2 separate regions of the Homo sapiens genome follow, and region 2 is linked to region 1. The links are chromatin loops, found by intact Hi-C in ENCODE. Cell type or tissue: Calu3. All regions are shown on one strand. Each heading gives the region's core, and the rest is flanking DNA. Links, peaks and the distances in the headings are about the cores only. Region 1 has its middle 77 kb from the start of PCTP. Region 2 has its middle 97 kb from the start of SMIM36.

What was found. Peaks named below come from ENCODE experiments on the same cell type or tissue, not always from the same donor. Only the 100,000 strongest peaks of a DNase experiment are listed, where the experiment ranks them.
Region 2: it touches region 1 in a loop (4-fold over the local background); 5 of 110 quality-filtered maps call a loop at or near these places.

Annotation. Positions count from the first base shown.
Region 1 is chr17:55,826,223-55,829,139 of GRCh38, reverse strand. It overlaps a transcript of PCTP not described here. Among named protein-coding and RNA genes, the nearest start is that of PCTP, 77 kb to the right of the region's middle. In Calu3, for the core only: no CTCF peak of the experiment used is centred there; no DNase peak of the experiment used is centred there.
Region 2 is chr17:55,606,568-55,609,484 of GRCh38, reverse strand. No RefSeq gene overlaps it. Among named protein-coding and RNA genes, the nearest start is that of SMIM36, 97 kb to the right of the region's middle. In Calu3, for the core only: no CTCF peak of the experiment used is centred there; a DNase peak (open chromatin) is centred at 1,644.

The sequences.
Region 1 (2,917 bases), core at 307-2,806:
CTCAGGTTTCACAAAGTCTGGCTTAACTATCAATCTCATCTTGAACTCAGCCCCACTGTCTCCTCTTCTCTCTCTGGTGCTAGCTTTCCCCATGGCTGTGGTCCTCAGTGATGATTATTACAGGTGTCTGCTCCTTTGTTCCTGGGACACTTTCTCCTTCTGCATCTCTTCCGTTTTTAACATGTAGGGGGGACTGGGAAGAAGCCCTTGAGGGAAAGGAGCAAGAAGCTCTTTTTCCTGACTGGGGCCATATCCGGCACTCCCTTGGCTGTTATGCCCATTGGGAAGCAGAAGTCCAAATATCGGTTTCCTTAAAGTGATTCGTGCCCACTTTTCAGTAGGCCCGCCACTGCTGCACGCTCTCATCTTGCCCCCTCCCCCATCTTCTGCTATTGTCTACAGCTCTTACTACTGGGCTCCATCACCCAGAAGCCAGCCCTTTTGGGCACTGTTTTGGGTTAAATTGCTTCCCACCCTCCCCCGCACAAAGACACATTGAAGTCCTAATCTCCATACCTGTGAATGTGACTTTACCTGGAAACAGAGTTTTTCTAGATGTCATCAAGTTAAGATGAGGTCATTAGAGTGGGTCCTAATCCAATGACTGGTGTCATAAAAAGAGGAGATTTGGAAATAGACATACAAAGAGAAGAGAATGCCATGTGAAAGCACAGAACAGAGGGGGAAGACAGCCATATTAAGATGAAGGCAGAGGTTGGAGTGATGCTGCCACAAGCCGGGAACGTCTGTGCAGGCAGAAACTGGAAGAGGCAGGCAAGGGTCCTCTGCTGAAGGATTCAGTGGGAATACAGCCCTGCTGACACCTCGGTTTCAGATGCCCAGCCCCCAAAACTGTGAGAGAACACATTGTTGTTGTTTTAAGCCACCCAATTTGTAGTACTTTGTTACAGCAGCCCTAGGAGGCTAATACAGACACTGTTCTGCCAAAATGTTCCAATCCAATTACCTATTCCTTTCTCACGTAGGAAACTTACAGCTCCTTGCTTCTCCAATTAGTTATAGAAGGGTTTAGCATACCAATTTTCTGTTCCTTTGCTTCCCACCCCAGAGTGCCCCTAGAAAGTTTCCTGCCTTCAAAATTTTCCAAGTGAGAAGCAGTACCAGGCACTATATTAATATACACCCTTGAACGCAAATAGCATAAAATTCAGCTCTATCAAAAACTACTCCATCATGCTTGCTTTGCTGGGAGTAACAGTGGTTTTACAGGACCTGCATCCTAATAAGCTTCTCGTCAGGGAGGGATAAGCTAAGCCCCAATTCCTGCAGGTCCTCTCTCTGACTCCCACCGATTTCTACAAGTGGTTTTCTCAGCGCTTCCCTTAATTAGCCTGGACTTTCACTGAAAAAAGAAAACACCTGTAATCTTTTCCCAGAGAGGCAGAATGGAGTAAGTTCTTACCAGGAACATGGGATGCTCTAACCCCTCTAACCCCTGATCCCAGTGATGTCTCCTCTAACGGGGAATGTTCCAATTTTGGAGACTGTGGTAGGTTGATAACAACAAAACAAGTTCTGCTAGCCTCTTAGTAAGTCCTGCTGGGTTATGAGCAGTAGGTCTTTTTAAAATATAGGTGTTTCAGCTAACGCTGTGTAACAAGCTTCCCCAAAATCCAGTAGCGTAAATAATAAGTATTAAAACACACCATGCCATCAGCTGAGCATTCTTGTTTCTGTGGGCCAGGCTTAACTGAATTTAGCTGAGCTTACTTATGCTTCAGTGGTCAGCTGTGGTCAGTGGCAGGAGGCTGGCTGAACATTGAACTAGGATGGCATTAGCTGGTGGTTGGCTGGGGTGTCTTGACCTCATGTCCCTCCTTATCCAGCAGGTCAAGGCTTGTTGTCACTGGGGCTGAGCAGGATTCTAAATGAGTGGCAGAAGCATGCAAAGCCTCTGGAGACCTAGACTCCTAAGTGGCACACGGCTACTACTTGCATGAAAGAAGTCACAGGTTAGCTCAGACTCAAAGTGCAGGGAAATAGACTTTGCCTCCCTAGTGAGACAAAGTGCAAAGTCAAATTGCAACGAGCTTGGATACAAGGAGCAATAAAGAATTCTGGCCATTTTTTTTTTTTTTTTGGCTGTTTACCACAGTAGGTATCTTTTGTATCTGTTGTTGTATATTAACAGGTTAAATTACATGAAATGCTATAATAAACAACAAACAAAAAATCTTAGTGGCATTTTTCTTATTCACAACCCAGTCCAATGAGGGGCTGGTGTGTGTTGGAGAGAGAAGAGTGTTTGCACCAAGTAATTTTTCAAGGCTCCAAATTGGATTCAGAATTACCCTATGAATACTCCACATGTAGCCCTCAGGGGAAAGAAGAAAGAGCATGTGAAGGATCACGTAGGATGTCTCAGAGCCCAAACCTAGACAGGCTTACATCGTTTCCATTGGCCGGAACTTGGCCAAGATTTCATGAGCCATCTAACTGCAAAGGCATCTGGGAAGGTTCTTTGATGCCAATGAAGAAAACTAAATACGCTTTGCCTCATGTCTTTAGCGTTATGGCTGTAGCCCAAATCCCAAGGCAACAGAAATCCCGAACTATATCCTTTTCACCAACTTCAGTGTTCTTTCCTCCATATACCTAAGGGGACTGCTGGTGCCAGGCTTAGATCAGATCACCTTCTTTTTTTTTTTTTTCTTATCTTTTTAATCCTTCGGAGATGGATACTCTCATGAAGCATGGCGTTTCTTCAGATGAGGGAAGGGGATGAAATTAGCACCCTAGAGTTACCATCTGTTTCTGGCAACCCTGCTCTAGATATGGATTTGCTTGTGCGTCCAAAACCTGCTAAGCCTTTACACTCAAGTACTTCTGTACCTTCCCAGCTTTTCTGTACCTGCTCCAGAGGAGGCCACATGAGGATGTTCTTGAACTCTGCCCT
Region 2 (2,917 bases), core at 272-2,771, 220 kb after region 1:
GGTTAGAAAAGCAGTTTGGGACCAACTTGTGAAGAGCCTTGAATGCTAAGATGTTTAATTTTACCCTAAAGACAACCAGGAGCTTTTAGAGGTTTTTGAGAAAAAGGTACCCTTGATTAGATATGTCTGTACTTTTAAAAGACCTCTCTGGAAGCAATGTGGAGAATGGATATGAGTGAGACCAGAGAAATGTCAGATCAGTTCACAGGGTAGTAGAGTCACACAGGTGAATATTGCTCTAAGTCATGGCAGTGAGGATGAAGAAAAGTGAGCATAGTCCCCCCAACATCCCGCAAAAAATTCATGTCTACGCAGAAACTCAGAATGTGACCCTATGTGGAAATAGGACCTTTGCAAGTGAAGGATCACAAGATAATATCATATTGGATTTATTTCTTTTTTTTATTTGTTTGTTTGCTTGTTTGTTTTTGTTGAGATGGAGTCTCACCCTGCCACCTAGGCTGGAATGCAGTGGCATGATCTTGGCTCACTACAATCTCCACCTCCCGGGTTCAAGCCATTCTCATGACCCAGCCTCCCAGGTAGCTGGGATTACAGGTGCTCACCACCATGCTTGGCTAATTTTTTTCTTTTTTGTATTTTTAGTAGAGATGGGTTTTCACCATGTTGGCCAGGCTGGTCTCCAACTCCTGACCTCAAGTGATCCTCCCGCCTTGCCCTCCCAAAGTGCTGGGATTACAGGCATGAGCCACCATGCCCAGCCCCATACCAGATTTAGAATGCACTGTAAATCCAATAACTGGGGTCTTTACAGGAAGAGGAGAGGCCACAGCGACAAGAGAGAAGGCCATGTGGAGACAGATAAAGCTTGGGATTATGCTGCCACAAGCCAAGAACTGCCGGAAGCCCCAGAAGCTGGAGGAGGTAAGGATGAATTCTTCCCTAGAAACTTCAGAAGGAGCAGGGCCCTGATGACACTTTGATGTCAAATGTCTAGCCTCCAAAACAGTGAGGGAAAAATTCTGTTGCTTTAAGCCACCCAATTGGTGATATTTTCTTATGGCAGCCCTGAGAAGCCAATACAGTAGGAAAGCAGGAGAGAGAAGATTGACATAATTGGCACAGATAATAGCTAGGAGCAGAGAGAAAAGATAAAAATAGTTAAAGAGATTTACTATATGAAAAGTATCTCTATTAAAAGCTTTACAAGATTGGTTTCATTTAATCTGTAAAATAACCCTATTAGGTAGTTATCACTATTATCTTCCTATTATCTCCTTTTTCCATATGAGGCAACTGAGAAATAATTATCTCATTACAGATTACATGGCTAGTAATCCAATTCAATATTTGAGTCCGTATGACTCTAAAATCTCATGTAATGCTTCCAGATAGAAGGAGATTGGAACTTGGGTTAATATGATTGTATCAGTGAGTCATTAAAGAAGAATCATGAGATGAAATCTGAGAGATGTTTCTAAGACATTGTTAAATGGAGGAAGCTTTGAAATAAATAGGCACTTGGGTTTAGTTTATTTAAAAAGATAGTCAAAAGCCACTGTCATTTCCCACTTACTATTCTGTTTACTTAGGTAGGATTAACAGGCTGCCTCAAGTCATTCTTCCTCATACAGAGCACACAACCTTCTCATCAAGGGTGGGCAGGTGGCCAGGGAAGCAGTGTTTGTAAATTCAACAGAAGACTGTGTCCTCTCCCCCACGTAAGCCCCAGGAAGTGGCTTCCAGGAAAAAGACCTCCACCAAGCCAAGAGGAAATATTCACATCTACAAACAACCCTCTTTGCCAAAATTCTGTTCAGTTTCTTGCTGCACACATACACATAAAGATAGATAAAGTGAAGCAAATAAATTTTAAAAGGTTACCTTAGGGTAAGGAAAAGGAGGCTGTGGATAGGAAAATTAGAGGAAAATGGAGTAAAGGACCAGGCGTGGTGGCTCACACCTGTAATCCCATCACTTTGGGAGGCCGAGGCAGGCGGTTCACAAGGTCAGGAGATTGAGACCATCCTGGCCAACATAGTGAAACCTTGTCTCCACTAAAAATACAAAAAATTAGCTGGGCGTGGTGGCAGGCACATGTAATCCTAGCTACTCGGGAGGCAGAGGCAGGAGAATTGCTTGAACCAGGGAGTCAGAGGCTGCAGTGAGCCGAGATCACGCCACTGCACTCCAGCCTGGTGACAGAACAAGACTCCATCTCAGAAAAAAAAAAAGAAAAAAGAAAAGAAAAAGGAGTTAAGTTCTGATTGTCAACACACTACCTGCATGACACATGCACACAAAAATTCATGTATGCCCATTAAATGTACATATAAGAACCCCATGTGTGTGCACACATGAGCATGCATGGGGGCACACACACATGCACGCGCACACACACACACACACACACACCTGTCTCTCTCTTTCCTCCATGACTTATGGGATTGTTGTGGGTTTTTTTTTTCCTGATGGACTTTTCTTCTTTGACGGATGAAACACCTCTTATCTCAGAGCCCAAACTGTGAGACAGCTGTAGTGGGAGGGTGGGAAGCATGGAGGCTCAAGCTGAGTCCCTGAGAGCCTGGCAAGTGTGTCCTCAGGTTCAAAACTCAGCCTGCTGGGGTTCTTGGCTTAACTTTCTCTGGGTTGGTATGTGCATTTTCTAGTAGGGATTGAGTGAAAGGCATGTTATTTTTAAGAAGCAGGAGGAAGGAGGAGGTTGCCTCTTTCTACTAAGTGCTGACCAACAGCTGTAATTTTAGTGGTAGTAACTGACGAAGGAAGAGGAGGGAGGAGATTGCCTCTTTCCACTAAGGGGTGACCAACAGCTGTAATTTTAGTGGCAGTAACTGACAGGAACAGCTTGATGGCATCATGTTTAATGGGAAGAGACCAGCTCACCTCATGCCCTGGTTGCTATGTACAGAGATCTGAGGAGTCCATAACAAAGGCT